2 separate regions of the Homo sapiens genome follow, and region 1 is linked to region 2. The links are chromatin loops, found by intact Hi-C in ENCODE. Cell type or tissue: psoas muscle. All regions are shown on one strand. Each heading gives the region's core, and the rest is flanking DNA. Links, peaks and the distances in the headings are about the cores only.

What was found. Hi-C counts contacts between places; a loop is a spot of excess contacts. Peaks named below come from ENCODE experiments on the same cell type or tissue, not always from the same donor. Only the 100,000 strongest peaks of a DNase experiment are listed, where the experiment ranks them.
Region 1: a loop joins it to region 2, with 15 times the contacts of the local background. A loop is called at or near these places in 12 of 110 quality-filtered maps.

Annotation. Positions count from the first base shown.
Region 1 is chr19:29,113,744-29,130,099 of GRCh38, reverse strand. No RefSeq gene overlaps it. Among named protein-coding and RNA genes, the nearest start is that of UQCRFS1, 91 kb to the left of the region's middle. In psoas muscle, for the core only: CTCF peaks have their summits at 8,128 (motif pointing right) and 10,342 (motif pointing left); no DNase peak of the experiment used is centred there.
Region 2 is chr19:29,253,731-29,270,086 of GRCh38, reverse strand. No RefSeq gene overlaps it. Among named protein-coding and RNA genes, the nearest start is that of UQCRFS1-DT, 49 kb to the right of the region's middle. In psoas muscle, for the core only: a CTCF peak has its summit at 6,429 (motif pointing right); a DNase peak (open chromatin) is centred at 6,466; H3K27ac peaks cover 429 bases.

The DNA.
Region 1 (16,356 bases), core at 7,398-12,397, 140 kb after region 2:
TGTCATAACAAAGTGGCAAATACTGGTGGCCCAAAACAGCTGTAACAGATGGTCTCCCAGGCCTGGAGGTAGAAGTCTGAATTCAAAAGGTTGGCCATCTCTCTGCTGGCTCTAGGGGAGAATCCCTCCTTGCCTCTTACAGCTTCTGGTGTTGCCGGCAGTCCTTGGCATTTCTGGGTCACAGGGCCATCCCCTGTGTGTCTTCACATCATCTTCCCAAGGACATCCTCCTCCTGCTTGTCCTCACATCACCTTCCCATGGCCATCTCCCCCTCTATTTCCTCATGTGGTCTTCTCATGGACGCCTTCCCCCTGAGTGGCCTCATGTCATCTTCCTGTGGCCCTGCATGTCTTCACATCATCTTCCCATGGACTTCCTCCCCCGTGTGTCTTTACATCATCTCTTCCCATGGAAGTCATCCCCTTGCGTGTTCTCACATCATCTTTCCATGACTGTCTCCCCCTCTATTTCCTCACGTGATCTTCTCATGGACGTCTTCCCCCTGTGTGGCCTCATGTAGTCTTCCTGTGGCCATCCCCCAACGCATGTCTTCACATCATCTTCCCATGGACGTCCTCCCCCTGTGTGTCTTTACATCATCTTCCCATGGATGTCATCCCCTGTGTGTTCTCACGTCATCTTCCCGTGGATGTCCTCCCACTGTGTGTCCTCATGTGGTCTTCCCATGGCCATCCCCACTGCTGCGTGTCCTCACATATCTTCCCATGGCCATCTCCCCATATGTGTCTTCAAATCGTCTTCACGTGGCTGTCCTCCCCCTGCACGTCCTCACATGGTCTTCTCATGGCCGTCTTCCCGCTGTGGGTCTTCATGTCCTCTTCCTGTGGCCATCGTCCCTGTGTGTGTTCTAACATCATCTTCCCTGGCTGTCCTCCCACTGCATGTCATCACATTGTCTTCCCATGGACGTGTTCCCCGTTTTTCCTCACGTGGTCTTCTCATGGACATCTTCCCCCTGCAGGGCCTCACATCATATCTTCCTTTGGCAATCCTCCCCCTGCATATCTTGACATCATCTTCCCATGGATGTCCTCCCCCTGCATGTCCTCATGTCATCTTCCCACGGACGTCCTTCCTCTGTGTGTCCTCATGTCATCTTCCCATGGACGTCCTCTGCCTGCGTGTCCTCATGTCATCTTCCCATGGACGTCCTCCGCCACGTGCCCTCATGTCATCTTCCCATGGATGTCCTCCCCCTGTGTGTCCTTATGTCATCTTCCCGCAGACATCCTCCCCTTGTGTGTCCTCATGTGGTCTTCCCATGGCCATGCCCCCACCCCCGTGTGTCCTCACATCATCTTCCTGTGGCCATCTCCCCTGCATGTCTTCAAATCGTCTTCACATGGCTGTCTCCTCCTGCATGTCTTCACGTGGTCTTCCCGTGGCCATCCTCCCCCTCCATGTCTTTATATCCTCTTCCTGTGGCCATCGTCCCTGTGTGTGTTCTCATGTCCTCTTCCTGTGGCTGTCCTCCCCCATGTATCCTCACATCATCTTCCCGTGGCCATCTTCCCCGTGTGTCCTCATATCATATTCCTTTGGCCATCTTCCCCCACATGTCCTCATGTCCTCTTCACATGGTTGTTCTCCCCGTGTGTCCTCACGTCATCTTCCCATGGCCATCATCCCCTGCATGTCCTCGTGCCTTCTTCCTGTGCCTGCGCTCCCCCTGCATGTCCTCATGTCCTCTTCCCATGGCCATCTGCCCCCTGCGTGTCCTCATGTCATCTTCCCATGGCCATCCTCCCACTGTGAGTCCTCACATCATCTCCCTGTGGCTGTCCTCCCCCTGCATGTCCTTGTGTTGTCTTCCCATGGCCTTCCTCCCTTGCGTGTCCTTGTGTTCTCTTCCCTCTGTATGTGTCTATCTGTGGGTCCACGTTTCTCCTTTTTATATGGATATTGGACTAGGGCCCACCCTAATGACTTCATTTTAACTTATCTCTGTAAAGACTCTGTTCCAAATCAGATCACATCAGGAGGCACTGGGGTGAGGACTTCCACATGTCTTTAGTGGGGGATGCAGCTCAACCCTCCGCTTTCCCCTTGCTCTTCCGCAGCTGGAAGGTGCTTCTGCATTTCCTCATCCTGGGCACAGCTCTGTCCCTGGGTTCCACACTGTCACAGCCACCCTTCCAGACCTCTGAGCACATAGCAAATGCTCCTCCGCAGGCCCGCCCTGCCTGCCTGGTGTTGTGGTGGGAGTGCTAAGCCCACAGTGGCACTATGGAAATACTTGGTGCATGAGGCTGTAAAACCTCAATAAACCAAAATGCTCAGGGAATGAATTATTTTAGATTAATTTTGGAATCAACTTGGGCTTCCAAATAATTATTTTTATTTTAACACTTTCAGCATTATTTCTGGAAAAGACAAGTCTACCTTTCTGCCTCAGGAAATCTAGTTTGTTAAATAAAACGGAACTGTCCTTGGATTTTGAAGACCAGCAGCGACTGAGTATTTTAGCTCTGAGCATGGCTCCACCCCATGCAAGAGGCAGCTGCAGAAGCTGGTGACCACCTGGGAGGTGTCTGTGGGGCAGAGGCAGCCCCCAGGAGGGATGTTCCAGGCCTTGCGAACCCAGCACTGCTCCCTATCAGCCGTTACTTTCTCCTAAATGTCAAATTCAGAGAAAAATAATTCTGGTGACCTGAAGTTCATGGGACCTTGGGGCACTAGGTTTATGGGGACAGTGATGGGTAGCTCCCAGGATGTCATCCCATAGTAAATTTTGAGAGCAGATAGTTCTATTTTTAGAGTGTAGATCTCACAGTTCTTTGCTGGATTCCTAAAGTGTATCTATCAGCCCATGCTTCCTGAGTGCCTGTCTGGTGGAAGGACATTTCTGTGTGGTGCTTGGTGATAACAGAGAAAGAGAGGCACCTCCTGGGTCCAGCCCAGCATGGCATCGTGGCCCTGCATACATGAACACTCACACTCGATCCTTGGAAATTGTAATGACAAAAAGAGAAAAGAAATAAAACCAGTGGTTTTTCTCCTTAAGAGATTTGACTAAAAGTGTAGACATTTTTCACCTCCTCACAGACCTCCCTTGGGGTTCTGGAGCAGGGAAGCCTCCTGGAGCACATTTGGACAACTCCCACTGGGATGACTCTTAGGTAGGGCATTGGGGTTGAGCTCCCTTATTATTATTACTTGCTCTGTGTGCGATGCAGTCACATTCAACCCTGCAAAGACCCCAAGGGGCAGATGTTACTCTCTGGCTCCAGCTATAAGGAGACTGAAGCCCAGCGAGGTTCTAAGTGTGCTTGATATCCCAGGGAGAGTGATGGTGGAGCTGAACTCAGTGCAGCCTGATGGACTCGCAGGATGGTCCCCTTATTCCCCAGCTGAATATGTTCACTGCTCAATTCAGGCAGCCATCCACCCAGGGTGCTGGACCCAAATGCAAAACACTGATTTGAATTCCACAAATGATGTCTTCAACAGAAAGCCAATTTCAGGAGTCCATGGCTACCAGCAGAGAGCACACGAATCAAGAAGGAACGCCAGAATCTGTAACTCAGAAACTTCCACCCCCGACACTTCCTCATCTTGGGGAATATAAATGACTTCTGGAAAACAGTGTCTTCTCTGTGCCTCTCCTTCTATCGCCTGGTGCTCTGCCTTGGATAAATAATTTACTCTCCAGCAAAGAGAACCAAATTTGATTTATAAGCCATAGTCCAGATATATAAGACAAACTTTCAAAAAATCTGCCTATATAAATCCTAGCCGTCCCAGGGGTGTTTATCATTTTATGTATATGGAGAAAAGGGAAACAGAGGTTTAAGTCTTTTTAATCTGCATTCGTTGGAAAGTGCTTTTGAACTACCGGCATTCAGGGTCCCACAGGGAAGCAGGAATAGCTCTGAGCTACAAATAGTCATGTTTCCTTCAGAATTTTCCGCCTCTGTGCATTTCTTTTGGTCTGTCTTATGCCTCACTCCCACTGGCCCCAAACCTTCCTTAGTTTTTTCTAATTCATCCTTCAAGGCCTGGGTTAGATGCCACCCCTGTGTCACGCCTGGGCCTTTCAAACTCAAGTTCTGCCCCTCCTCTTCTTGCCACCCTCTTCCTTTTCCTATGTCCTGCATTCTAACCTGGCCCTCCCCAGGCAGGGGGTTTCAGGCCATGCAGCACTCTACAGTGTGTCCACAGAAGGTTGCATGTCCATCTCCAGATGGCTCATCTAGGAGGTCTGGCACCACTGGGGACTCCCACTTACCTGCTGAGGTGAGAATTGCATGGCAGGCAAGAGAAAGAATGGGCATTGTTCTAGGGCTCATCTTTCTAGGTGAGGAGCAGGGCAGGGATGAACCAGGACTGTGGAAATAAACAAAAGCTTTTTATTCTGTGCTTGCTATAGCAGTGGATGATATGGTTTGGCTGTGTCCTCCTTCAAATCTCATCTTGAATTCCCATGTGTTGTAGGAGGGATCTGGTGGGAGGTAAATGAATCATGCGGGGAGGTCTTTCCCATGCTGTTCTCGTGATAGTGAATGATTCTCAAGAGACCTGATTGTTTTAAAAAGTTTCCCTGCACAAGCTCTCTTCTCTTGTCTGCTACAATGTGAGATGTGTCTTTCACCCTCCACCATGATTGTGAGGCCTCCTCAGCCATGTGGAACTGTAAGTCCATTAAACCTTTTTCTTTTGTAAATTGCCCAGTCTCAAGTATGTCTTTATCAGCAGCATGAAAACAGACTAATACAGTAAATTCATACCAGTAGAATGGGGCATTGCTGAAAAGATACCCAAAAATGTGGAATTGGCTTTGGAACTGGGTAACAGGCAGAGGTTGAAACAGTTTGGAGGACTCAGATGAAGACAGGAAAATGTGGGAAAGTTTGGAACTTCCTAGAGACTTGCATGGCTTTGACAAAAAATGCTGGTAGTGATATGAACAATAAGGTCCAGGCTGAGGTGGTCTCAGATGGAGATGAGGAACTTGTTGGAAATTGGAGCAAAGGTGACTCTTGTTATGTTTTAGCAGAGACTTGCAGCATTTTGCCTCTGCCCTAGAGATTTGTGGGACTTTGAACCTGAGAGAGAAGATTTAGGGTATCTGGAGGAAGAAATTTCTAAGCATCAAAGCATTCAAGAGGTGACTTAGGTGCTGTTAAAAGCATTCAGTTTTAAAAGGGAAACAGTGAAACGGTTCAGAAAATTTGCAGCTTGACGATGCAGTAGAAAAGAAAAACCCATTTTCTGAGGAGACATTCAAGCTGGCTGCAGAAATTTGCATACATAACAGTTTGCCAAATGTTAATCACCAAGACAATGGGGAAAATGTCTCCAGGGTATGTCAGAGACTTTTGTGGCAGCCCCTCCCATCACAGGTCCAGAGGTGAAGGTGTAGGAGGAAAAGCTGGTTTAGTGGGTTGGGCACAGGGTCCCCATGCTGTGTGCAGTCTAGGGACTTGGTGCCCTCCGTCCCAGCTGCTCCAGTTGTGACGAAAAGGGGCCAAGGTACAGCTCAGGCCATGGCTTCAGTGAGTGCAAGCCCCAAGCCTTAGCAGCTTCCATGTGGTTGGTGTTGAGCCTGTGGGTACACAGAAGTCAAGAATTGAGGTTTGGGAACCTCTCCCTTGATTTCAGAGGATGTATAAAAACATCTGGATATCCAGGCAGAAGTTTGCTGTAGGGGTGAGGCCCTCATAGAGAACTTCTGCTAGGGCAGTGTGGAAGAGAAATGTGGGGTCAGAGCCCCCAGACAGAGTCCCTACTGGGGCACTGCTTAGTGGGGCTCTGAGAAGAGGGCCACTGTCCTCCAAACCCCAGAATGGTAGATCCAGTGACAGCTCACACCATTCGCCTGGAAAAGCTGCAGACACTCAACAGCAGCCTGTGAAAGCCGCCAGGTGAGAGGCTGTGCCCTACAAAGCTACAAAGGAAGAGCTGCCTAAGACCATGGGAACCCACCTCTTGCATCAGCATGACCTGGATGTGAGACATGGAGTCAAAAGAGATCATTTTGGAGCTTTAAGATTTGACTGCCCCACTAGATTTCAGACTTGCATGGGGCCTGAGCCTTTCTTTTGGCAAATTTATCCCATTTGGAATGGCTGTCTTTACCCAATGCCTGTACCCTCATTATATCTAGGAAGTAACTAAATTGCTTTTGATTTTACAGGCTCACAGGCAGAAGGGACTTGCCTTGTCTCAGATAAGACTTTGGGCTATGGACTTTTGAGTTAATGCTGAAATGAATTAAGACTTTGGGGGACTGTTGGGAAGGCATGATTGGATTTGAAATGTGAGGACATGAGATTTGGGAGGGGCCAGAGATGGAATGATATGGTTTGGCTGTGTCCCCACCCAAATCTCATCTTGAATTTCCATGTGTTGTGGAAGGGACCTGGTGGGAGGTAATTGAATCATGGGGGCAGGTCTTTCCCGTGCTGCTCTCCTTATAGTGAATAAGTCTCATGAGATCTGATGGTTTTAAAAAGGTGAGTTTCCGGCCAGGTGCGGTGGCTCACACCTGTAATCCCAGCACTTTGGGAGGCCAAGATGGGTGGATCACGAGGTCAGGGGATCGAGACCATCCTGGCTAACACAGTGAAACCCCGTCTCTACTAAAATACAAAAAATTAGCAGGGCATGGTGGTGGGTGCCTGTAGTTCCAGCTATTCAGGAGACTGAGGCAGGAGAATGGCATGAACCCGGGAGGTGGAGCTTGCAGTAAGCCGAGATGGCACCACTGCACTCCAACCTGGGAGACAGAGTGAGACTCTGTCTCAAAAAAATAAATAAATAATTTTAAAAAGGTGAGTTTCCCTGCACAAGTTCTCTTCTCTTGTCTGCTGCCATGTGAGATGTGCCTTTCACCTTCTGCCATGATTGTGAGGCCTCCCCAGCCATGTGGAACTGTAAGTCCATTAAACCTTGTTCTTTTGTAAGTTGCCCAGTTTTGGGTATGTCTTTAATTAGCAGTGTGAAAATGGACTAATACAGGGGAGTTGGCCACCTTGACCAGCACTCACCTGCCAGCATTGTCCTTTGGGCTTTACCTACCCTCACTGATCTTCACAGTCACTCAGTAGTACACGGACTGCTCTGTTTTTCAAGGCACACAGAGGCAAATAAAACACAGAGGCAAATAAAACACAGGGAGGACTGAGGCTTTCAACGGTGAATGGAAAGATGATGGAGCAGGCGGCAGGAGTGGCTGGTGGTAGAGTGAGGGTGCTTGTTTCAGGTGCCATGAGACTGGCAGAAGGCCCTTACTTCTTTCCCTGCTCTCCCTCAGGCCTCAGCTCTGTTCCTCCCCAACAAAGCACAACTAGAAGGAGGCAGTTGCTCATCTTCTCCACAAGTGATTGAGATTTCATACTAACATAACAGTTGGGATCACAGTGCAAAGATACACAAGGAAGTTGACTGAAAGCAAGGTGCAGACATGCGGAAGAGACAGGCAAGGGTCATGTATTTTACATGCATGCCACCCCACCTATGCTCCCCAGGAAGGAGGGCTACTCCTGCCTGTCCTCACATTTTTGCCCTGAGATTGGGACTGACCCCTTGGCTGTGATCACAGGTCCTGGCAGCCTTCTTCTCCAGAAGGAGAGGGGACAGAGACGTATAAGAGGAGAAAGGCGCAAAGAAGACATCGGCTCCCACCAGGTCCCACTGCAGCAGCCAGGGGCCCAGCCGTGTAGATGTAGGAGACAGCAGTCCTGTCTCCTGGTGGGGGGTGGGTGTGAACAGATGGGAGCTAATGAGGCTGCCTGTTCTGGTAGGGAATGCACCAGCTCCCAGCCCCCTGGTAAGGTTCCCAGGGATAGCTATTCCCAGCGTTTTGTAGAGCTGGGTAGACAAAGCTGTCAGTCTCCATCTCCACCCAGCACTGTGTTCCTTCCCTATGACCATGTTTTCACTCATAGGGTGTTCCTAAAGCACTAAGGACAGGCAGAAACACCTGGCATGGCCTGTGCTCCTAAGGAACACCTGTGTCCACTGCAAGAGAAACTCTAGGACTTGCAGAGCAGGAGAGGGAATGGTAGACTCCTGTGGCTGGCTAGATAGGGGTGGAGACTGCTGCAGGACATGCCTGATCTCAACTCCATTCTCCCACAAAGAACAACTTGCAGAATAAGGGCCAAGTGCAGGCCCCTGCAGTGAGCCCCTTAGGCAGCAGGGGGCAGCCCAGGGAATGGAAATGTCACTGTTAATGATGGGCAAAGCTCATCCTCCGGCCACTCCTCCTCATGTTCCCCGTGCAGTGCCATTGCTTTCCAGCCTTTGGGTGACCTGAAGCCCTTGTCTGTATGTTTGCTGACTTGTTTACAGTCTGTCTTCCCATAAGCAGCAGGAGGGCAGGGTTTTTGTCAGCCATGCCTGGAGTTATCCCACAGCCCGCCAGACTAATCCCACAAGTAAGGTTTGTGGAATGATCTAAGTGATGTGTGGGTGCACTGTGGACTTTGACTGCCTGCCACTGTTCACAAAGAGTCAGTGACTTGGCTTTAGAAAAATCAACCTCCAGGCTAGGTGCTTGGCTCAGTCTACACCCAGCCCTGACCTGTCCTCTCAGAATCTGAGCAGCTCATATAGCTGCCCTGGGCCCTGTCTGACCAGATCCGTGGTGGTCACCTGACTTTCCCCCGATTAGGGAAGGAGACCAAATGTCTGGAGAATGGAAAAGCATGACCCCAGGTAGCTTCCTTTTCTGATCTCAGCTTTACCTTGCCCATCTATAAACAGAGTGGCTGGCCAAGACGATTGCATAGCTCTTCCCATCTCTGACATCCTACAAATACTCAATCCCATGTTGGAAGGGCATACCATTTGCCAGAGTCCGCTAACCAGAGCTGCCACCTGGGCGCTCTGCTCACTGCGGTCAGCTGAACAAATGTGCTGACATTTCACTCCTCAGCAGGCTATGAAACTCTTCACTTGTGCCCAAGTTCTTGTTAGGTAGCAAGGCTACCTAGGCCTGTTCCAATAATGAGAATCTGTTCTGCTTGAGCCCACGGAACACAGCTCCACTCTCTGCTGCCACTTGGCCATCTCCAGTGCTTGGCCCAATGTGACCCTTCTGCTTGGGCCATTCTCATGGGCAGCCAGGTACAAATTCTGGTCTCTGCCTCACTGGCTTCTCTGAATTTAGGCTGGCCCCCGAGTCTGCCTGCAGCTCTCCTGCAGCCTGGCTACTCACAAAGGTCAGTCCCTTCCTTGCGAGGGGGTCTGAGTGTCCTCCCCAACTTGGAAGGAGGGGCTCATAGACTGTTTCCCTGGGCTGGCAGAAAGGCAATTAAAGCATTGTTTGCTAGCTGTGCGGTTTGCACACCTCTTCTCCAAGAGGAAACAAATATTTTGAGGAGATGACTTCACAGGGAAGGCACGTTGCTCGGGAGGTCTGTTTTCCAGACTCCTCGAGGTGAAGGCAGAGTGCAGGGGAAAGGCCAACACCATCATATTAATAATGGATGCTGCGCTGCCTGGAGGCCTGCTGTCATCTGTGCCTGTGCTTTGCAGAAGTCCAATTAGGGCTGAATTATAGTAATCAATAGAGCAGCAGGATTTAGATCCAAACAAAGAACACATGGCCCTACTCCACCAAGGGGAATTGATGAGCAGGAGATGCACTGGCGTAATTGGAGGCTGTGCTTGCAGGCGAGGCTGCAGGCTCTCCCAGGTCTGGTACAACTTCAACGGCACGTTCCCTATTGACAGAAATCCAGCGGGCCCTGTGTAAACCAGAGCGCTCAAGCCTTCCCTCCAGGGGGAGTTGGGAAGGCAGTGTCTGGTTGAAAGCACACCTGTGCAATAGGAGGAGTGTGGCCTTGGAATCAGACACCCAGGGCTCAAGAGTCCGGCTGGGGGACATCAGCCCATAGGTTTACCTTTCTGAGCTTCATGGTCGTCACATGCAAAACACCCACTCTCAGGACTATCGTGAGATTTCAGCAATTGCCTTGAAACTGTCCCAGCCCCTGGTGCATGGGGGCCACCTGGATGCTCTCCTTTCCACCTCTTCTTCACAATAACACCATGCACAGTGCACCTCCATGCCTCTGGTCCTGCTGTCCCTCTTTCAATTGTCCTCCCTTCCTTGTGCTTGCCTGTAGAACTCTTATCCATTGGTCAACACGAGCTCAAGCCCTCTCCTCCAGACTGCCTACCCGGGTTACCCCAGCCAGGCATGGACCGAGCTCCTCCAGGGCTCCTGTGTGTACACACAGAACATTCCCACTCCCTCCCTTTTAGATAGTGTCCATTTCTTGTTCTCACACCTGGTCTCAGTGGACAGAGCCTGTGACACCATGGACAGCTCAGCCCTGCAAGTTTTCTGCCCTCCGGTGGTCAGAAGGAAAAAGAGGGCTTCCCAAGGCCCCGTGCAGTTCCCAGCAGTAAGAGTGAAGAGCCGATGAACCTGGCTTCCAGAGTGGGACCTGGGTCCTGGCGGTCCACCTCATGGCCATCAGCACCCGTGTCTCACTGGCTCACGCAGGGCAACCTGGTAACAGTGTGCCTGTCTCCCCCACTGCTGGGAACCATATAGCACCTTCGTGAGGGCTGGAGGGGTCATAGCCCTGATGGATGCTCCTTATGTGTGTGTGGCCTGAATCATGATGTTTCTGAAACATCAGGGAAGATGAAACAGAGAAAATTGAATTAGGGTAAAAGAAGTAAGAACAGGACAGGGTAGGGAGACTGAAGGTTTCCATTAGACATTGAATGATCTGAATGCTATTGAATAGGTAAGAGTAACAAATGTATTGGAAATGAGCATGGCAGAGCTGAAGTCTTGCTTCAAATGGGCATACAAATTGTTTCACTGGAACCTGCTGTTATATTTACCTCATTAGGAACAAAGTGGAACCCTCAATGTGATTCTGTGCAAGCCGGGACACAAGCTTTTGTTAGGCAAGCAGCCTCAGAGTTGGAATTCTCAGAACTGGAAGCAGGAGACCCGGGCCACACCTGCCAGCTTAGCAGGGGCCATGCAGTGCCCTCGGCCATGACGCACTTCTCCTAATGGCCCCGTAAGGGAGATACTCTTATTATCTCATTCTACAGATCAGAAAGAGGAGGCCCAGAGAAAGGATGGGATTTACCCAGAGCAGCCCAGATACTCTCTCCATCACTTCCTGGTAGCAGCAACACCTGAACCATCGGTCACAGAGGACACAGGTGCTGGGACCTTGTTCATAATCTCAGCTTCTGTTGCTTTGCCTTGGAGGCATCTGTCATTTAAACATTATTTTAAGGAGTCAAATCACAAAACTCTCTTTTAATTCAAGTCAGCAGGTATTTACCCAGTACCAACCATGTGCCCCAAAGCCATTTAGACTGTGACTGTCCCCTGCTTCAAGTCTATCCTTCCAGGATAGACTTATGGCCAGGACTAACCTCCGGTCCCCAGGAGCCTGGATTCTCCTGCAAACACAGAGCTTCTGCAATCAGACCCACTCTGATGCTCACTGCTTTCCTAATCATTGGTGTGAAACCACCTCCTTTCACTTCCAGGAGACAGAACACCCAGTGACCCCTGGCTCTGACCACAGGGTTGGCTTAATCCCTCAGAACAGGCCCCACATTCCATTAGCAGAATGGCTCCAGGAGCACAGAGGGCATCATCTTTGAAAGCCGAAAACACTCAGCTGCCTGACACTGGTACTTCCAAAACTAACAGATATCCTCTTTCACCCGGAGCTAAGGCAGCCCTCAGAGCATCACACAGCACACAGCATAGACCCTGATCCCTAATGGGCTGGGAGACAGCCAAAGCCAACAAAAACAACCCCCTCCCTTTCCCCCAACGCGGACTGCTCCTAAGCTGGAGAGAAGCTCGGGTGCTCTGTCCACATCACACTTCCACTGATACACCCAGGTGTAAGGCCCAGCAGATCAGCTTGGCCTCTTAGCCCCGTGTGTTGCTCTCTTAACTGTCTCTTCATTTTCACCCCCCTGCACTGTTCTCCATAGTCTGCTGGCAGAATGCTCATGCTAACTTCCCATGAACTGGAGGGAGGAGAGAGGGAGAGAGGATGATGGATGAGTCGGGGGTGGGTAGATGGAGAAATACGCAATCAAACTCTGATATGAGTCTTCCTGACTCGTGTGGTCCAGTCCCTATAGAGACACACCATCTGGGCTAAAAATAAAAAAGAGTAGTAGTAATAATAATAACTTAAAGTCTTGAACTTCTCCCAAAAGTGATTAAAAGGAACCCAACCTATAACACACACACACACACACACACACACACTTGTCCTCTATCTCTTCTCCTCCACATCTCCCACAACCCCTGACCCACCAGGGCCTCCATCTCACAACCTCTAAAGGGGAACCTCTCCCTCTACTGCCCCAGCCACCAGCCCTCTCCTTCCCACTCCTATTTTATGCTCACGTGTTTTCTCTCCCTAGGTCCTACTGCTCTGAACCTGTTTTCTCCCATCAAGGCCCAGGTCTTAGCCAAAGAGAGGGAAGGAGAGGAGGTGGAGAGGCACAGATAGCAGGTGTCTATCCATACAGGAAGTGGAGAGGAGTGCGCACCAGTCCAGTGCCCCACCAGGTCCCGTAACTCACCTAGCAGTGAAGAGCCTGCACTCACACCATGGGATCTGCACATCACCACAGCCTCCAAGCCATACAGCCTCCAGCAGCTGTTAAATCTTGGCAAGGAGTGGGCAGCAACCCCTGCCCTTCAGCGCCTTGGGGTTAAAGAAGTGAACATATGGAATACTTAGCACAGTGCTTGACACAGAGCAAATGTGTCCCATCATTTAGGATTGTTCATCGCCCTCTCATTTGACGGATGGGAAGGTTCCCATTAGATACTGATATAAGGTCTTAGATTAGAGGGGAAGGAAAAGCAGAGTTTAGTTAAACACCTTTCCCTTCACCACATTGCCACCAGGTAGGCAACAAATCATCAAATACTGTATTAGTCTGTTCTCATGCTGCTATGAAGAAATAACCAAGACTGGGTAATTTATAAAGGAAAGAGGTTGAATTGACTCACAGTTCTGCATGGCTCGGGGAGCCTCAGGAAACTTACAATCATGGCAGAAGCACCTCTTCACAGGGCGGCAGGAGAGAGAATGAGAGCCAAGTGAAGGGGGAAACCCTTTATAAAACCATCAGATCTCATGTAAACTCACTTTCATGAGAACAGCGTGGAGATAACTGCACCCACGATTCGATTATCTCCACCTGGTCCCTCCCACAACATGTGGGGATTATGGGAACTACAATTCAAGATGAGATTTGGGTGGGGACAGAGCCAAACCATATCACATACCTTCTTTCAGTGATAGGGAACTCACTGTCCACCCATGAGTCCTGAAGAAACAGAAAAGAGCAAGAGAGAAGAGTAGAGCCTTTGAGGAAGGGACATTCTCCAGATGAGAGGAGGATAAAGTGCTGTGTCATTTTCTCCCCAAAGGAAGTGTATTAATCAGGAATCACAGAGAAAAACTGTAGAAAATCAACTGGGATTGCTTTAAACTAAAAAGGACATATATTGTCCCTCTTAACTAAAAAGTCCAAGAAAGGGCTTTCAGGCAAGGCTGGATCCAGGGTCTCCAAGGAGGTCATCATTACATTCAGCATTACAGGAATCTTATGTTCACCATCTGCTGATTCTATTATCCTGTGTTGACTCCATTTCAAGCTCAATTCCCTCTTGTCAGAGCCAGCAGCTCCAAGTTCATATCCTAGCCATTTAATAATCCCGATTAAGGAAAGTCACCTTGCCCAGGGCAGTCAGCTGTCCTGCAAATGAACCCGTAATTGTTCTGGCTGAGGGGTCTTGGGTCACTTGCTGCCTCTGAGCCAATCACTGTGTCCTGGAGAATGAAGTGCAGCTTGGCCAGGCCTGCATTCTGCACCCACACCCACATCCAGAAGGTTGGTCAGCCTCTCACGCTCTATACAAGCTGACAGAAAAAAATAGTATCTTATTTCCAAAAGGTGGGAATAATGGATGCTGGGCAGGAAAAAGCAATGGAAATCCACTGAGAGAGAAGAACATTTAGGGTGAGAGTTGTTTCAACTGCACAGGGACCCTCTGCCCCTCCCTGTCCTCCCCCAGGATGCCTGTCCTGCAGCACTGTGTTAAAATGAAGACCACTGGCCAGGCATGGTGGCTCACGCCTGTAATCCCAGCACTCTGGGAGGCCGAGGCGGGTGGATCACGAGGTCAGGAGATCGAGATCATCCTGGTTAACACGGTGAAACCCCGTCTCTACTAAAAATACAAAAAAGTAGCGGGGCGTGGTGGCAGGCACCTATAGTCCCAGCTACTCGGGAGGCTGAGGCAGGAGAATGGCGTGAACCCAGGAGGCGGAGCTTGCAGTGAGCCGAGATCACACCACTGCACTCCAGCCTGGGCGACAGAGCAAGACTCGGTCTCCAAAAAAAAAAAAAAAATGAAGACCACCCACGGGAAAGAAGCAGCACCCACATCTGTGCCGTGCCCTCTCGAGGACTGACAGGGAGCCAGCAGTGAGGGCAGGGGGCAGGGGAAGGGCCTATGATCATCCCCTTCTTGGCAAAGGGGTTTGATCCTCCTCCCCCTGCCCCAGGCCAATGGGATGGCTGCCTTCCTGGACTCTGGGGCACATACTGTCCACACTGCCCACCGGCCTCACTCCACTGCCCTGGGAACTCTGTGATCCATGCAAGAGCCTGCACCCTCCTTGGCTTGTCTGATGTTTTCTTCATGGCATGGCCTTCATCCAGCCCAATCTTGTGGCAGGGCACAAAGTAGGTGCCCCCACTCCCTCCTCTTATGAAGGTTCACAGCCAGGGGGTAGAATATGGGGGGCAGGAATGCTCCAGTGGGTGGGTGGGTGGAGTCATGCCACAGGGTGAGTGGAGGCCCCATGCTGAGAGCACCTCTCTGGGCTTGGAGGTAGCTGGAAATTGCCCTGAAGCACTGGGCATGGGCCCTTTTCCCAGATAGCAGAAAGATGTTAGGGCAGAATGCAGAATGGCCCTACGACCCTGGAGGCAACAGAGAGAGGGAGAGGGTGAAGAAGCAGGAGAGGAAGGAAGGGAGAGGACTGTGAGCTCAGGTCCCGAAAACTCCATAGTAGAGAAAGCTTGCTCTAAAGGTGGCATTAGAGTTCTATATCCTAGGGAATCTTGGAGTCAATTCCACTTTAAGCCTAAGATTTTGCATAAAGCAAACTATTATTCCTTTTCTTTTTTTTGTAAACCTTTCCTGTGTAAACCTTCTTAGAATGGCATAAATATCTTCATTCAGTAAACACACAGATCTTTGAGTAATTAAGGCCCTGTGTGAGTGCTGGTCCTTGACTGCCTCATCTTTGGCAATACTTTGGAGTGTACTTAGAAACACCACACTGCAAGGCTGGGAGAGATTACTTGGAGTAAAAATCTGATCCAGAGAGAACTCCCTACTCGTGACCTTTGCTCAGCGTTCAGGGTCTGGGCAAAGGCTCCCTGGCCATTGTGACCTGGAGAGCAATGGCTCTTTCCCAGCCTTACAGGGGATGGCACATACAGCTTATCTGTTGACTCTTGAAGAAGCTGTGACACAGCACCATTTTTCTAAAGCGAAAAAAGTATGGAAACTTTTCTAATGATCATTAGACACACAGTGCTGGAGTCAGAATGCCAGGGTCCACCCCAGCTTCATCACCTCCTAGAGTGAGTCCCAGCCCCCCCGCCCCCTAGAGCGAGCCCCAACCCCACTGCCCCCTAGAGCAAGCCCCAGCCCCATCACCTCCTAGAGCGAGCCCCAGCCCCATCACCTCCTAGAGCGAGCCCCAGCCCCGCCGCCCCCTACAGCGAGCCCCAGCCCTGCTGCCCCCTAGAGCGAGCCCCAGCCCCATCACCTTCTAGAGCCAGCCCCAGCCCCGCCGCCCCCTACAGCGAGCCCCAGCCCCATCACCTCCTAGAGCCAGGCCCAGCCCCACCACCCCCTAGAGCGAACTTCAGCCCCACCACCTCCTAGAACCAGCCTCAACCCTACTGCCCCATAGAGTGAGCCCCAGCCCTGCTGCCACCTAGAGTAAACTCCAGCCCCACAGCCTCCTAGAGTGAGCCCCAGCCCCCCTGCCCCCTAGAGCGAACTCCAGCCTCACCACCTCCTACAGCCAGCCCCAGCCCCACTGCCTCGTACAGCGAGCCCCAGCTCTGCTGTCCCCTTAGAGCGAGCCCCAGCTCCACCACTTCCCAGAGTGAAACTGACCCCGCATGGTTCCCATCATCCCTGTGCAATGGGGATGATAAGGGAGCTTCAGTTGCAGAGCTGCATCCAGAATTGAAAGAGTTGGCACAGGGGCGGGACTTCATCCGTTTCTGGCACATCCTGTCCTTGGCTACCGTGATACCTGGCTGTCTGGGGACTC
Region 2 (16,356 bases), core at 4,234-9,233:
CTGTGTGCCCCACAGTGGCCCTCCCTCCAGCACCTGTGGGGGAAGGCTCACCTTTTCCTCTTTGGTGCCTATTTTGAGAATTGTCACAGTAGCTAAAATAAGAATCCAGCGTATGCCGGGTGTGAGAGCTGGCAGCCACAGCGGGGGGGGGGGGGAAGGGGGGGCGGGTGAGGGAGATGGCAGACGGAGCCCCCTCCCACCAGCCTGACAGAGGGAGCCGCTGGCCCATAGGCCTGCAGGACAGAGCTCAGCTTTGACACGCCCCTTCCCACGCTCCACTTTGGCCGCCTGGTTGTCACCCCCGTCCCAGTGGACCCCAGAACAAGATCACACCTACACAGGTTTTTTCCAGGCCATAGGCCCCCCCGGTGAGGCCTCACCTCCTTCTCTGGACTTGGAGGGGAAGGCACCAACTGCTAGATGTCATCTCAGCAGCATCGAATGTCACAACGAATGTCCATTTCTGGGCCTCGGCAGTGGCTGTTCCCTCTGCGTGGGCTGCCGCTGCTCCAGATGCACCCAGTGCTACTCCTTTTCAGCAAATGGCTCTTCTCTGCTGGGGACCAAGCTGCAAAATCCCCCACCTCTCCCCCATGCCTCTTTTTTTTTTTTTTCATGGCACTTACCTTGTTCATTTTCTTTCTCTTCCATGACCGTGAGCAGAAACTCTTGTAGCCACTGCACCTCTAGCTGTAACTCAGCCTGAGCCTGGCACAAGGAGCAGCTGTTGGAGCAAAGAAGCCATCGCCAGTCCTCCGCGGAAGCTTCCCTGTAGCTTCCAGCTTCCAGTGGCGGGGAGCTCACCGCCTTGCAAGCCGCCCTCCCCCAGCTCCCGCGTATGCTGAATCCAGTCTGGAGCCCTCAAAGCAAGCCCAGAGCTGTCTCCCGTAGAGGGAACGCCTTTCCTGGAGAGCAGAGAGACTGCTGAGCCTGCCCTTAGAATGGCCCAATCCCAGAGGTCAAGTCCTGGGGCTCCCTGGAGCCTTCTGTTTCCTTTCCTGTGCTTTAGGAAAATGTATGCAGTGTCAGAGTGGCACTGCGATGTCTCCTCGCCCTTCCACACAGAGCCCCAAATCCAGCAGGCTCTCTGGGCTGAGTCCTGCCCTAGCAGGCTCGAGCATGAGGAAGCTGGGCGGAGGCAGAGTAGGTCTCCAGCCCGCCTCCGGACCCTCGGGCTGTACCCATGCAGATCTGCTCCATGGATGCCGGCCACCTCCCTGTCTAATGCCACTGTATATTCTGCACATATTCTCGCTGCTGACAAGGCCATCCATTTGCGTTCACAAAGACTGTTCGGCATTCTAGCAACTCATAGGAAGTGGGAGCACGTTCCCATCACGTGCACTGGGGCTTCGCGGAAATGCTTCTCTCCTGGCAATAAAAAGAAGAAAGAGGAGGAAATGACTATTTTCTGCAAACACAGAGAAAAACTGGCTGGCCAGGGTGCTCCAGTGCGCACCGTTTCCCACAGCTGCTCGCCCCACCTGGGAAGCTTTGCCCAGGTGGCCTTTTCTCCGGTCTCTATCAGAGGGGACTGAACCAGGGAAGTCGCCTCCCTGCAGGCAGATCTCGTGTTTAGAGAGGCAGATTTGTTCACCTGTTATGCAGGCTGGACGCCTCGCAGCCCCTCCATCCCTCTCTCGCCCTCTCTCTCCACGGGTCCCATCAGTCTGTCTCGGGGTCTGGGCCGCCCTCCCTGGAGCTGCCCACAGTCTCTCCTTCCCCATAGCCTCCCCCGCGGGCCTAGCCTCCGTACTTGCTTCATGACGCCTGCCACCGTTTCCTGAATGACCTCCCCGTTTCTGCACCCACCAGCCTCCCACCACTGTCCACACTGCAGCCAAGCTCTCCTGTGCCGGCTCCTGTCCCTCAAGCCCCGCGGTGTGGGTAGCCAAGGGAACTGCAGACATTCTGGATATTCTGTATCAGACGGCGCCCCTCTGCTGCCCACTCTCAGCCTCAGATGGAAACTCCTTCTGTGAACTTACACATCAACAACAACAAAAACCAGAAATAATCCCATTAAAAGGTGGGCGAAGGACATGAACAGAGATTTCTCAAAAGAAGACATACATGCGGCCAAGAAACATAGGAAAAAATGCTCATCAGCACGAATCGTCAGAGAAATGCAAATCAAAACCACAATGAGACACCATCTCACACCCATCAGAATGGCTATTATTAAAAAGTCAAAACATCACAGATGCTAGCGAGGCTGTGGAACAAAGGGAGTGCTTATACACTGTTGGTGAGAATGTAAATTAGTTCAGCCCCTGTGGAAAGCAGTTTGAAGATTTCTCGAAGAATGAAAAACCGAGCTACCATCCTACTCAGCAATACAATTGCTGCGTCTGTACCCCAAGGAAAATAAATCATTCTACCAAAAAGACGCCTGTACCTGTACGTTCATGGCAGCACTTTTCAAAATAGCAAAGACGCGGAATCAATCTAGGTGCCCACCAATGGTGGGCTAAGAAAAGTATGGTACATCTACACCATGTAATACTATGCAACTCTAAAAAATAATGAGGGCCAGGCGCGGTGGCTCATGCCTGTAATCCCAGCACTTTGGGAGTCCGAGGGGGGTGGATCACGAGGTCAGGAGATCGAGACCATCCTGGCTAACACAGTGAAACCCCGTCTCTACTAAAAATATAAAAAATTAGCCAAGCGTGGTGGCGGGCACCTGTAGTCCCAGCTACTTGGGAGGCTGAGGCAGGAGAACGGCTTGAACCTGGGAGGCAGAGCTTGCAGTGAGCCAAGATTGCACCACTGCACTCCAGCCTGGGCGACAGAGTGAGACTCTGTCTCAAATAATAATAATAATAATAATGAAATCATGTCCTTTGTAGCAACATGAATGCAGCTGGAGGTCATTCTCCAAAGTGAATTAACACAGTAGCAGAAAACCAAATACCACATGTTCTCACTTGTAAGTGGGAGCTAACACTGGGTACTCATGGACATAAAGATAAGAACATTAGACACTGGGGGCTGCTAGAGTGGGGAAGGAGGGAGGGAACAGGGTTGAAAAACCACCTGTCAGGTACTGTGTTCCCTATTTGGGTGACGGGTTCAACAGAAGCCCAAATCTCAGCATCAGGCAATACACCCATGGAACGCACCTGCATTTGGACCCCCTGAATCTAAAATTCAGGGGGCTGAATTTTAGAGAAGCTCATCCCATGGCTCACAGGCCCTACCTGTTCTAGCCTCTGCCTCTCTCTTCCCCCTTGTCACTCCACTCTTGTCACTCAGCTTCCTCTGCCTCCAGACCAAGCCAACCACATTCCTGCCACAGGGCCTTTGCGTGTGCTGTTCCCTTTACTTGGCTCACACTCTTCAGACTGTCCCTGGCTGACTTACTCATACAATTCCAGCACTGCTTGGCAATCTCCTCTTCAGGATGCCGCCCTGGCCACGCAGCCACTCTGGGTGTTCTTCTCAGCCCTTGTCACCAGCTGACATGCTCTGGATTGTAGGTGGCTGCCAGTTTATTGGTGTCTTGGCGTGTGTCTGCTGATCTCTGCATCCCTCTCACCAGGAAGAGTATTTGGCATGTGATATGGATCCACAGCCCACACAACCTCACAACCCAGAGAGGGATGCAGGGCACAGCCAGCCCTGGATTGCAGAACCATGGGCTCTGCTTTGTGAACTGCTCACCCCAGGGTGTGAACAGACCTGCATTTTCACACTAAAACAGGAGACCTGATTGTTTCTTGGGCACTTACTCAGTGGGCAGCATTTCCAAAGGTGACCCTGGAAGGAGGATGAGACCTGGGGGCTGGCAACAGCAGCAGTGGAGGGTCTGCTGACAGGCATAGGCCATGCTCTGTGTCATCTGGGGTGTGGCACCACGGGAGGAGCAGCGAGTTGACGGTGACAAATTCTCTGCCAGCATGGTTTCAAGGGATGCTGTGAGCTCCCAACCTGGAATGGCAAGCCAGTGGGACGTTTATTAATTGTGCTGTGCTGGAGGAGCAGGGAAATGGATTTGGATCCTGGGGAGGTGCAGTATTGACATTGGAGAGCCTCTTTTTGAAATGGATGGGTCATTTCTGAGGATGGAGGCAGAGCCCAGGAAACTTTAAGTGAAGAAGCTCAGACTCTTTGGGGCATGTGTCTGTTCAACACTTTCTCTGAGCATTGATTATGGGTCCGGCTTTGAACGAGATCTGTTAGGGGCTCAGAAAGGCGACACGGAGGGCCCTGCCCCAGACAGTGCACAATCTGGAGTGGTGCTGAGTCTGGCCTTGATCAGGAGTCACCCTGCAGAATAAGCAGCTGTGTGTTGGGGCCTTACATGAATGTGGACAGAGAGACAGCCTGGAATGTCCAACGCACATCCAGGAGGCAGAACACTAAGATGAGAGGTACCCTGTCCTTTGCACGCAGGCCAAGGTGGGAGATAAAATTCAGGACTTGCTCAAAAGTGGGAGCAACCCTTGCCCCCCGCATCTCTCTCCAGGCTCCAGGAGGAAGGAAGCCCCCATAGGAGATGAACCCCGAGGAGAGAGGAGGCCATGTTTCCTTCCAGTCAAGGAGAAGCGTTAGGAGTGGGGTGGGAGTGGTGCAGAGAGAAACTGGGAACATCCGTCCTCCAGAGACCCACATTCCAGTATGGACACATTCAGGAACACAACCCACACCATGTAATGTGGTCTTTCCCAGAGGCCCTGGGACCTTCTTTTCTTTTCTTTGGGACTCCATCCCTCCCCCAGAAGTCAACAAGAATGATGGTGGCAGAGCCACCTTACTCGGTAATGTGAGGCGATCATTGCACGCCACCACTGTCGACCCTTTGCACAGACAAATCACATCCACCCCAAGCTTGCGTGATTGTTTTTTAAATAGTGGTGACCGTGTTTAGCGAACACTTTTTATGACATCACATTGTTGACCTCAATCTGAGGAGATGGGGGAGCTAGCCCCATTTCACAGATGCAGCGCTGAGGTTCCGGGATGTGAGGTGAGGTGATCACAGGCTCACAGCCTGGGAAGCGCAGAGCCTGGGAAAGGCCCACATGGTCTAGCTGCAAGGTCTGTGCTCAGGGCCCCACAGCAGCTTGCAGATGGACAGAACTGGGCCTCATGGACAACATCAGAGGACTGCTTCAATGACAGCTGAGAGTGATTTGTAATATCATTAACTGCTTTGTTTAATTTGTCCCTGAAAACAATTTATCTCTTATCTAATTTAAATCTGTCACACCCTGTAGACATGTGAGGACTATTAAAAAACCCTTTCTTTACAGATAGTGGATGCCAAATGCTAGCCTAACCTTATCCATGCCATTGCACAAGCAATGGCAATTAACACCTGCTCACTCCCCTACAAGAAGGAACCCACCCACCGTTGCACTTCCCTGGTGATGCTAATCTCAGTCCCCTCTCCACTCCCAAGCATGTCCGTGTTGTTCTAATAATCTCAGCAATTGATGGTAAACTCATAGGCATGAATTCTGCCTCCACCACCAAGTTTCTCTAGATTTGACAATTGAACAGACCTCTCTTTTATGCCCTGTAAGATGAATGCATATTTATTTTTTTTGCTGTTAAGGGGTGAAAATGGGAACAAGGAACATTTTATTTGCCTGTGTGATGTGTTTCTCTGCATTCTGCAGTGAGCTTGTCTTTTCTTTCTTCCGCATATTAGACTGGGGGCCTTTGCTGTCAGTTCTATTTGATCCACTCCCTACATTGCTAGCCTGGTCTTGTCACATACATGCTACATAAATGAATAAATGATAAGCTTCTTTCAAGAATTTTGCCTTATTGAATTCTCTATTCTTAAGATTGATTTTATTTTAAAACCAAAATTTAGCAAAAAAAAAAAAAAAAAGAAAAAAGAAAAAGCAGCAGATCACTGGCTTAAATTAGCTTATTTTTAAGAATAGAATTGTCTTTTAGAATAATGCATGTAGACACAGCCAGTGTTAGAAGAATGATTAATTAATACAGGTGCAGGCACAAAGGCAGAAATTCCCTGGCTTGGAAGTCAAGACATGCAGCATCTGCATCCTCCGAGGAATTCCTCTGTGGCCTGCTGGAAGGGAGGGGACCTTCTGCCCTGCATCAATGAGATAATGAGTGATTGCATCGGCTCAGCGTCTCAGGATGCAGCACGCCTCTGTCAAAAGATTCTCCTTCCAGAGTGGAATTTCCAAGGGAATACAAACGGTGCATTTACTGAATCAAAAGGCATAGGAAGGGAGAGTTGAAAGGTTGGGTGTGGAACATCTAGATATTTAGGCAGTCCCTCGGAAAGAAAAAGGAGATTTGGAATGGGATTAGCCTGGAGGGCATCATTGACTAGCAGTGGTGCCTTGGGCAAATTCTTTGTCTGTTTCCTCATCTGGAAAATGGGGATAATGATGTCCATGAAGATTAGGGAGCTCTCCCAGGCTGCAGCGGGACCACGAACCTGAATTCCACTTTCAGCCAGCAGGGGGTGTCTGGTGCTTACTTCCCCAACCAAAGGGTGTTTCTCAAACCTGATTCTATAGCTCACAAGGACCTGGAGTTGACACTTAAGGTGACAGCTGCCCCTTCCTTCACCCTGGAGGGGTTTGGGGTGATGCTGTGGTTGCTATTCTTATCACTGGTGAGCAGGAGGGAGGAGTGAAGTGTGAAGTCAGCTGGGCTCCAGGCAGTGTCAGGGGGAGGGGAAACCATCATTTGGTGGCAACTGCAGCCTTGGCAGTAGGGGAAGAAGAGGTCCCAGGAACCAATCACAGCCTGAACCAGCTGCTCTTCATCCCAGTTGGCATGAGAATGCCCAGCTGAGCCAGGGAGGTATTTAGAGACAGGATTACACATGACGTGCAGAAAGGAGAACCAAGGGCAGAAATGAACCTCTAGCTGTCCTTGTCTTTCCCCAGGAAGCCTCCCTTTTCTCTCTGGTTCTGGAACTAAAGCCATTTTCCTGGGTGATTGTGGGGCTTGAGATATCCTCTGGGCACAGAGCAGTGGACTGGAACCATGTCCTTGCCAAAGTGTGTCCAGAGAGGGGCACGGGGCAGAGCCCCGGATTGCAGAACCGTGGGCTCTGCTCTGTGGACTGCTCACCCCACAGTGTGAACAGATGCTGCACTTTCACACTAAAAGAGGAGACCCAACTGTTTCTTGGGTGCTTACGCAGTGGACAGGATTTCCCACTGAGGTGTCCACATGCATAGCTTCTTCTGGCCCTCCTGTGGCTTTGAGCATGCAGGAGTCATGTCATGACCACTCTGCAGTTGAGCATCTTGAGTCTTACAGGATGAATTGTCTGAGTGGAGGAGAACTTTGGGTTCATGCTCACCCACCTTGGAAGAATTTAACTCCACGCCTGTCTCACTCCGTGACTCTGGAAAAGTTATTTGAGTTATATTCCATCCTCCTGTGTCCTGATCTGTCAGCTAAGAAAACGAAATAGGACTTAGTGAGTGAATGAATGGCAGTGGCTACTACATTCTCAGTGCTAGAAAGGTGCAGGAGAAAGGTCACTTTCCATTCTTTCTATCCTTAGATTTGTGCACGTACACACATTCACACACACCAAGTTTGAGATCGTTTTGCAATTAAAAAACAAGGGAAGGCCATTTTGCATCCCTGAGCCTCAATTTCCTCATCGGGAAACTGGGGATGATAATCTAAACAATAATAATTAATAATAGTAATGGTGACAGTTTCATATTCAGCACCTTCTCAGCACCAGGTATTAAGTGTTTTACATACATTATTATGTTGTGATAATTAAATGAGGTAATGCACATAGAAGTACTTAGTACAGTGTCTGGAACACAATAAACACTCCATAAATGTTAGCTAATGTGGTGATTTCTGTATTCAGTGTGGATGATGTCATTGGCTGGTGTCTCATTCTTGGCCTCTGTTAGACACACACTAATGTACACACACAACTACACACCACTAGGGTTTAAACATCTTTTTATACTGTTTTATCAAACGATTTTATTCTTTTACTACCCAGATGAGAGTCCCTTGAGGGTAAAGGATAAATAACCTCCCAAAGTGTTTTTGCTTCTTCTTGTTGTTTTGAAACAGAGTCTCTCTCTGTTGTCCAGGCTGGAGTGCAGTGGCACAATCTCGGCTCACTTCAACCTCCACCTCCCAGGTTCAAGCGATTCTCCTGCCTCAGCCTCCCGAGTAACTGAGACTACAGGCATGCACCATAACGGCCAGCTAACTTTTATATTTTTAGCAGAGACAGCATTTCACCATGTTGGTCAGGCTGGTCTCGAACTGTTGAGCTCAGGTGATCTGCCCTCCTCGGCCACCCAAAGTGCTAGGATTACAGGTGTGAGCCACTGCACCCAGTCTTTTTCTTATTTTTCTCTACTTTTTTTTTTTTTTTTTTTTTTTTTGAGACAGAGTTTCACTCTTGTTGCCCAGGCTGAAGTGCAATGGCATGATCTCGGCTCACTGCAACCTCTGCCTCCCGGGTTCAAGCGATTCTCCTGCCTCACCCTCCCAAGTAGCTGGGATTATAGGTATGCGCCACCACGCCTGGCTAATTTTGTATTTTTAGTAGAGACGGGCTTTCTCCATGTTGGTCAGGCTGGTCTCGAGCTCCGGACCTCAGGTGATCAGATTATCTGCCTGCCTCGGCCTCCAAAGTGCTGGGATTACAGGCATGAGCCACCATGCCTGGCGTTTTTTCTACTTTTAGGATTCATCTCAATGAAAGGCCAAAGCATACACACTGCAAGTTCTTTGCCCCTGCATGCAGCCTCTGCTAAACGTGTATAACCTGGTGTCTTCTAGAGCTTGCTACCCCTAAAGAGTTTTTGAAAACATGACAGAGAGTGACACTGCTTGTCAGCTGCAAGTGCTGTCATGGCCTACTGCCTACTGATTGGTTGTTCTTCCACTCTTTGCTAAGCAGTGAGGAGACACAGTCTCTCCCCAGGTATCCTAAAAGCTGATACTCACCTTGGCTGCCTCCCAATCTGCTCACAGAATGGAAAATGCAGCCGGAGTGTCAAGCTGCTGACCACACAGATGGCATTGAGATGTTGCATTTGTGAGACTCTGGAACCACCCAGAGCCCCAGCTTATGGGGACCCAAGGGAGATTACATGCGAAGAGGGACACCCCTTATTAGTGTGAGTTATTGCATTAAAATCTGCCATTGCTGTGGCTACTAAAATGGATGGTGTAAGGATATCACACCAATTGATAAGTCAGTTAAAAAGGTGGTCAAAGAATTGTGTCTGAGTAAAGAATGCATGGACACAATAAAAGTGGTAACAGCAAAAACAAAAACTAATAAGCAAATTTAAAAAGTATTACCAGCTAATATTAGTGAACATTTACTACTCACAGGTGCCCTGTCGACACTGTTTCAGAGACCATAGATAGATGGGTGTTATTATTACCCCCAACCAGCAGGGGGGGACACAGTGCTGTAGAGAGGGAAGGTGCTGATGTTCAACCGCCAATCAGCACCACTTGCCTGTGTTGCACAACAAACAAGGCAATGGAGTTGGCATCTGAGCCCCAACAGTGCGATTTCAGAGACAAAGAGCTGCCCATTGTCCAGTGGGAAGCAAACTTGCCAATGCCTGGGCCTAGTAGGCACACACACACACAAAAACTAAATGATTTTGAATGAATGAATGAATGAGTGTTGCTGGTGGGCAGGCATTTTGTCTTCTTCAGTCTGTCTCCCCAGTGCCCAGCATATAGTTGGCTCTCAAAAAGATCTCTGTGCTCAGCCCCAACTCCCTCCATGAGCAGCCCCATGGGGTCCTCACTAGCTTCCTGAGTGCTGTCTACTTCTCCAGCACAGAGACCTGTCTGGGCTGGACACGAGGGTCGGGTCTGCTCCCAGGGCTACTCAGATTGTGTGACAGCAGGCTTGACGCTGAGCAGGCCAAAGGGCACACAGTTGCAAAAGCCAGATGGTTGTTTCTAAATCCAATTCCCTCCTGCTGCCAACCTGCTCTGAAATACAATCCATCACTCACCATGATAGATGTCTTTGAACTTGGGAACTCAACTCTTGAGAAGCAGAGGAGGGAAATTGAATACCAACCCTCCCTGCTCCCCCCAGAGAGGTTCTGTTGTTGCTGGAGGTGGTGACAGCTTGGAAAATGGTGTCACAGCTCAAATTAGTGCTGAGCAGGCATGGGGCACTGGTGTCTTCAGGGACGGCTGCTCCCACGCAAGGCTGAGACAACCTGGGACCCAGTCACCCACATCGCCATCAGCATTCCCACAGCCCTGGCTTTGGTTTGGAAATCAGACATTTCCAAGGGCATCCTGGACTAGGGGAGAGAGAACCTGCAAGTCAAGAATGGCACAATAGAAACTACAAGGGGACCTCTCTTTATGTTCCGGTTGTAAATACGTACTCATATTAAAAATGTTTGTATGTAAATTGAATTCTTATAGCACTATTTTTCTTATTATTACAGTAATGGAGGTTTGATTAGTTACAATTCTTCTTGTATCAACTAATAGAAGCACTCAAGTGAGCCCAAGCAAAAAAGATAACAAACAAAACAAAACAAAACAAAACAGAATGGATGGTTTCTAGGAGAGGGAATTCTAAGGTGAGGACGTGTTTGAGCTAAGCAGGCCTTGGAACAGGAGAGCCCTGTGGTCTAGCCTGCTGCTTTCTGCATTTGCCCTGCTCCCCTCCCACTGGTGCAAGACATTCCACTTTCTTAGCCCCTTCTCCCTCCACTAGGAGGAGCCAGCTAACTTCCCACCTTAGCTAGCCACCTGCAGAGGATCTGATTTGCCCAGGAAGGGCAAGGTGTCTGCTGCTTCTCCAGTTAGCTGTGTCCAGGGAGGATGGGGTATAAAAGGGCTGCCTTGGAGGGACTCCTCCCTGTGAATCCGTATGGTGGTTTCTGGAGAGGCGGATGGTGGCTGATTGGCTGGACAGATGTACTCATAGGAGTTCATGACAATTTTTGCTCTTTGCAAGGATTTAGGAAAATATCAGAAAGTGAAAGAAGAAAATGAAGCACTGCATTTCCTTCACTGCTTGTAGTCACGTTCTAAGATTTATTCAACCTTTTCTGTAATTTTTCTTCAGTGGTCAATGGTGAATCTTTCAGTTTCACTACCTCACAACAACTCTGTGAGCTTATTTATCCAGCTGGATTTTCTTAAGCACTTACTGTGCACCATTTGGGGGACAAGATACTGCAGAGAACAAGACAGACAAAGCTCCTGCTCTCATTGAGCTTATAAACTACGGAGAGGGTGAATCACAAGTAATGAAACAGCTAGATTATTTTACAAAGCAATAAGCACTGTGAAGAAAATGAAACAAAGAAATGAAGAGAGAGCCTGGGGATGGAGGGTGACCACAGATGGAGAGGTCAGGGGAGGCCTTGCTGAGGAAGGTGCCATGAATGTCAGAAATCATGCGGCCCTGTGCAGGGAAGAGCATCGCAGGCCAAAGGGCAACGTGCAGCCTGAACCAGCAGAACCACTGGGGACAATAAAGGAATGGGTGAGAGTCCAGGTGGCAGAGTCACAGTGAGAGAGACACAGAGTATTCTGAGACGAACCTGCAAAGATGGAAATGGGATGTGTTTGTGAAGATTTGAGCAGAGAAGTGACCTGACTCCATTGACCTTTTCAAAAGTTATGTCCAATTCCTTCACCAACCTGGGTCTTACCCCAGAAGCACCAGGGGAGCATTATAAAAAATACCTAGGCTTTATCTACCCAGACATTAAATATTAAATCAAAATATTTAGGAGTAGAGTTTGAAACTGTGTGTTTTTATTCATTTATATTTATTCAAGTTTAAAATAAACTTTATTGTACATTTTAAGTTTTAACAAACACTCCCCTGTGACCACTTCCCCCCAACTGAGATGTAGCATATTTTAATCACCCCCAAAATTCTCTTTTTTTGCAGACAATCTCACCCTCCATTCTTGGCCTCAAGCAAACACTGGGATGCTTGGAGTCACTGCAGATTAGCGTGCCTGCTCCAGAATTTCATGTAAATGGCATCAATTAGTCTGCACTCCTTGTGTCTGGCTTTTTTCACTGAGCACAATTATTTTGAGACTTTTTATTGCTGGATAACACTCCATTATATGGCCATGCCACAGCTTCTTCATCTGTTCACACTGATGGATGCTCACTTCAGTGTCAAGTTTCGCAGAAATGAAAGTGTTAGGAACATTCACACACAAGTGTTTGTATGAAAACATCTATGTTTTCATTTCTTTTTTTTTTTTTTAAGATGGAGTCTCACTCTGTTGCCCAGGCTGGAGTGCAATAGCACGATCTCGGCTCACTGTAACTTCCACCTCCCAGGTTCAAGCCATTCTCCTGCCTCAGCTTCCAAATTAGCTGGGATTACAGGCACCTGCCACCACGCCCGGCTAATTTTTGTATTTTTAGTAGAGACAGGGTTTCACCATGCCGGCCAGGTTTCACCACGCCCGGCCCTATGTTTTCATTTCTATTGGATAAATATTTAACAGTGAAATCATGGGTTTACATGAAACGTGTATGTCTTTTTCATGTGTGTTTAATTTTTAAAGAAACTGTCCATCTGTTTTCCAAAGTGATTGCACTGTTTTACATCCCACCAGCTGTGGCTTAGATTTCCAGTTGCTCCACATTCTCCAGACAGTGAATACTTTCACATTTCAGACATTCTAGCATATATAGTTATTTAATGAGTAATATTGGTCTTTCCCTGAAGTTTCTCTGTCTGGCTTTGGTATCAGAAATATGTGATACCGGTCAGGCATGGTGGCTCACACCTGTAATCCCAGCACTTTGGGAGGCAGAGGTGGGCAGATCGCTTGAGGTCAGGAGTTTGAGACCAGCCTGGCCAACATGGTGAAACCCCGTCTCTACTAAAAATACAAAAATTAGCTGGGCGTGGTGGTGCACACCTGTGAGCCCAGCTACTCGGAAGGCTGCAGCAGGAGAATTGCTAGAACCTGGGAGGTGAAGTTTGCAGTGAGCCGAGATCGTGCCACTGCACTCCAGCCTGGGTGACAGACTGAGACTCCATTTCAAAAAAAAAAAAAAAAAAAAAAAAAAACGTGATACCAAATATCTGACTCTAGTTTCATGAAGCTGGGTCAGAGTGCCATTTCTACTCTTCTGTTTTCTAGAAGAGTGAGCATAGAGGTGTACAGTTGGCATTATTTCTTCTTAAATGTTTGATTAAATGCACACGTAGAGCCATCAGGCTCTGAGCCCCCTCTCCTGTAAAGCCCTGGCAGCTGGTTTCTCCCTATAGCTACTCTCTATCATCTACCCATTCACATACCTTTTGCTGAGTCTCTCCTATGCACCAGGCCCTGGCCTGGGTGCCAAGGATTCTAACCCTGCTTTTCAAGGCTGAGGCTTGCTGTGAGCTGCTCTGCCCCTCCCAGGGCCAGGAGGGCACTGGGTGGGATCATAGGAGCTGGGTTCACTGGATCACAGCTGGTTTCTGTTGATTTGTCATTTTCATTCTTCACGAAGGCAGCCTGGCATGGTGGATCTTCTCCAAAGAGATGAATTGATTATGAAGTTAATGAAGCATCAGACCCTCTCATCTGCTGGCAGCTTGGGACTTCAGCAGAGCTTTGGGTGGGGAGGAGGGCCAGGGCGCTATCATAAAATGTGTCTGCAAAAGTATTTCTGGCAAATTGCCTAAAGAAATCTGAAAAGGGGCCTGAATGTCTAAGCCTCTAATATTTGTTGTGATTTATGTTCTCATAATAGAAATTCATTTTCATACAAAATTTAGTATTTATAATATTATACTCTTTTTCTTAAACTGGATCCCCAGATTGTATAAGATTCATGCCTTGCAAACCTGGATCTCCCTGCGCTGACTCTACTTAGGTCACCCTTGCTAAACAGAGAGCCAGCCCTCAAAATGGCCCTTCCCGTCCTCCTCCCTTTGCCTAACCTGAATAGCCCGCAGCCCCAGGCCCAGCCCTTAGCTTCACAGCGAGCTCAGCGTATTCAGTTCTGTGGGTAGCAGGTGCTCAGTTAACCTTAACACAGATGTTTCTTCTGAACTTCCCAATTAACTGAGGAGGGGATGAAGGAAGGATAGAACGTGGCCTGCCCTTATGAGCTGACCCAAGGATGGTGAGTGTATTAGTCTGTTCTTGCATTGCTATCAAGAAATATCTGATGCCGGGCGCAGTGGCTCAGGCCTATAATCCTAGCACTTTGGAAGGCCAAGGCAGGTGAATCACTTGAGGTCAAGAGTTCAAAACCAGCCTGGCCAACATGGTGAAACCCAATCTCCACTAAAAATACAAAAAAATTAGCCAGGCATGGTGATGGGCACTTGTAATCCCAGCTACTGGGGAGGCTGAGGCAGAAGAATCGTTTGAACCCGGGAGGCAGAGGTTGCAGTGAGCCGAGATCTTGTCACTGCACTCCAGCCTGCGCAACAGAATGAAAATGTATCTCAAAAAAAAAAAAAAAAAAAAAAAGGGTGGGGGTGGGGAGGGGCGTTCCAAGATGGCTGAATAGGAACAGCTCCGGTCTGCAGTTCCTAGTGTGATCGATGCAGAAGATGGGTGATTTCTGCATTTCCAACTGAGGTACCTTGTTCTTCTCATTGGGACTGGTTGGACAGTGGGTGCAGCCCATGGAGGGTGAGCTGAAGCATGCTGGGGTGTCACCTCACCCAGGAAGCACAAGGGGTTGGTGGATTTCCCTTTCCTAGCCAAGGGAAGCTGTGACAGACTACCTTGAAAAACACGACACGCCCGCCCAAATACTGCACTTTTCCCAAGGTCTTAGCAACCGGCAGACAAGGAGATTATCTCGGGAAGTCCCACGCCCATAGAGCCTTCCTCACTGCTAGCCTGGCAGTCTGAGATCGAACTGCAAGGCGGCAGCCTGGTTGGGGAGGGGCATCTGCCATTGCTGAGACTTGAGTAGGTAAACAAAGTGGCTGGGAAGCTCAAACTGGGAGGAGCCCACCGCAGCTCAACAAGGCCTACTGCCTCTAGATGCTACCTCTGTGGGAAGGGCATAGCTGAACAAAAGAAGACAGACAACTTCTGCAGACTTAAACATCCCTGTCTGACAGCTCTGAAGAGAGTAGTGGTTCTTCCAGCACAGCATTTGATTTCTGAGAACAGACAGACTGCCTCCTCAAGTGGGTCCCTGACCCCCATGTAGCCTAACTGGGAGACACCTCCCAGTAGGGGCCGACAGATACCCAGGCAAACAGGGTCTGGAGTGTACCTCCAGCAAACTCCAACAGACCTGCAGCTGAGAAACTTGACTGTTAGAAGGAAGCATCAACATCAACAAAAGGTCATCTACACCAAAACCCCATCTGTAGGTCACCAACATCAAAGACCAAAGGTAGATAAAAACACAAAGATGGAGAGAAACCAGAGCAGAAAAGCTGAAAATTCTAAAAATCAGAGCACCTCTTCTCCTGCAAAGGATCACAGCTCCTCACCAGCAATGGAACAAAGCTGGACGGAGAATGACTTTGATGAGTTGACAAAAGTAGGCTTCAGAAGGTCAGTAATAACAAACTTCTCCAAGCTAAAGGAGGATGTTCAAACCCATTGCAAGGAAGCCAAAAACCTTGAAAAAAGATTAGACGAATGGCTAACTAGAATAAACAGTGTAGAGAAGAACTTAAATGACCTGATGGAGCTGAAAACCATGGCACAAGAACTTCATGACACATGCACAAGCTTCAATACCCAATTCGATCAAGTGGAAGAAAGGGTATCAGTGATTGAAGATCAAATTAATGAAATAAAGTGAGAAGACAAGGTTAGAGAAAAAAGAGTAAAAAGAAACAAACAAAGCCTCCAAAAAATATGGGATTATGTGAAAAGACCGAATCTATGTTTGATTGGTGTACCTGAAAGTGATGGGGAGAATGGAACTAAGCTGGAAAACACTCTTCAGGATACTATCCAGGAGAACTTCCTCAACCTAGCAAGGCAAGCCAACATTCAAATTCAGGAAATACAGAGAACACCACAAAGATACTCCTCAAGAAGAGTAACCTCAAGACACGTAATTGTCAGATACACCAAGGCTGAAATGAAGGAAAAATTGTTAAGGGCAGCTAGAGAGAAAGGTCGAGTTACCCACAAAGGGAAGCCCATCAGACTAACAGGGGATCTCTCAGCAGAAACCCTACAAGCCAGAAGAGAGTGGGGACCAATATTCAACATTCTTAAAGAAGAGAATTTTCAACCCAGAATTTCACATCCAGCCAAACTAAGCTTCATAAGTGAAGGAGAAATAAAATCTTATACAGACAAGCAAATGCTGAGAGATTTTGTCACCACCAGGCCTGCCTTACAAGAGCTCCTGAAGGAGGCACTAAACCTGGAAAGAATCAACCAGTACCAGCCACTGCAAAAA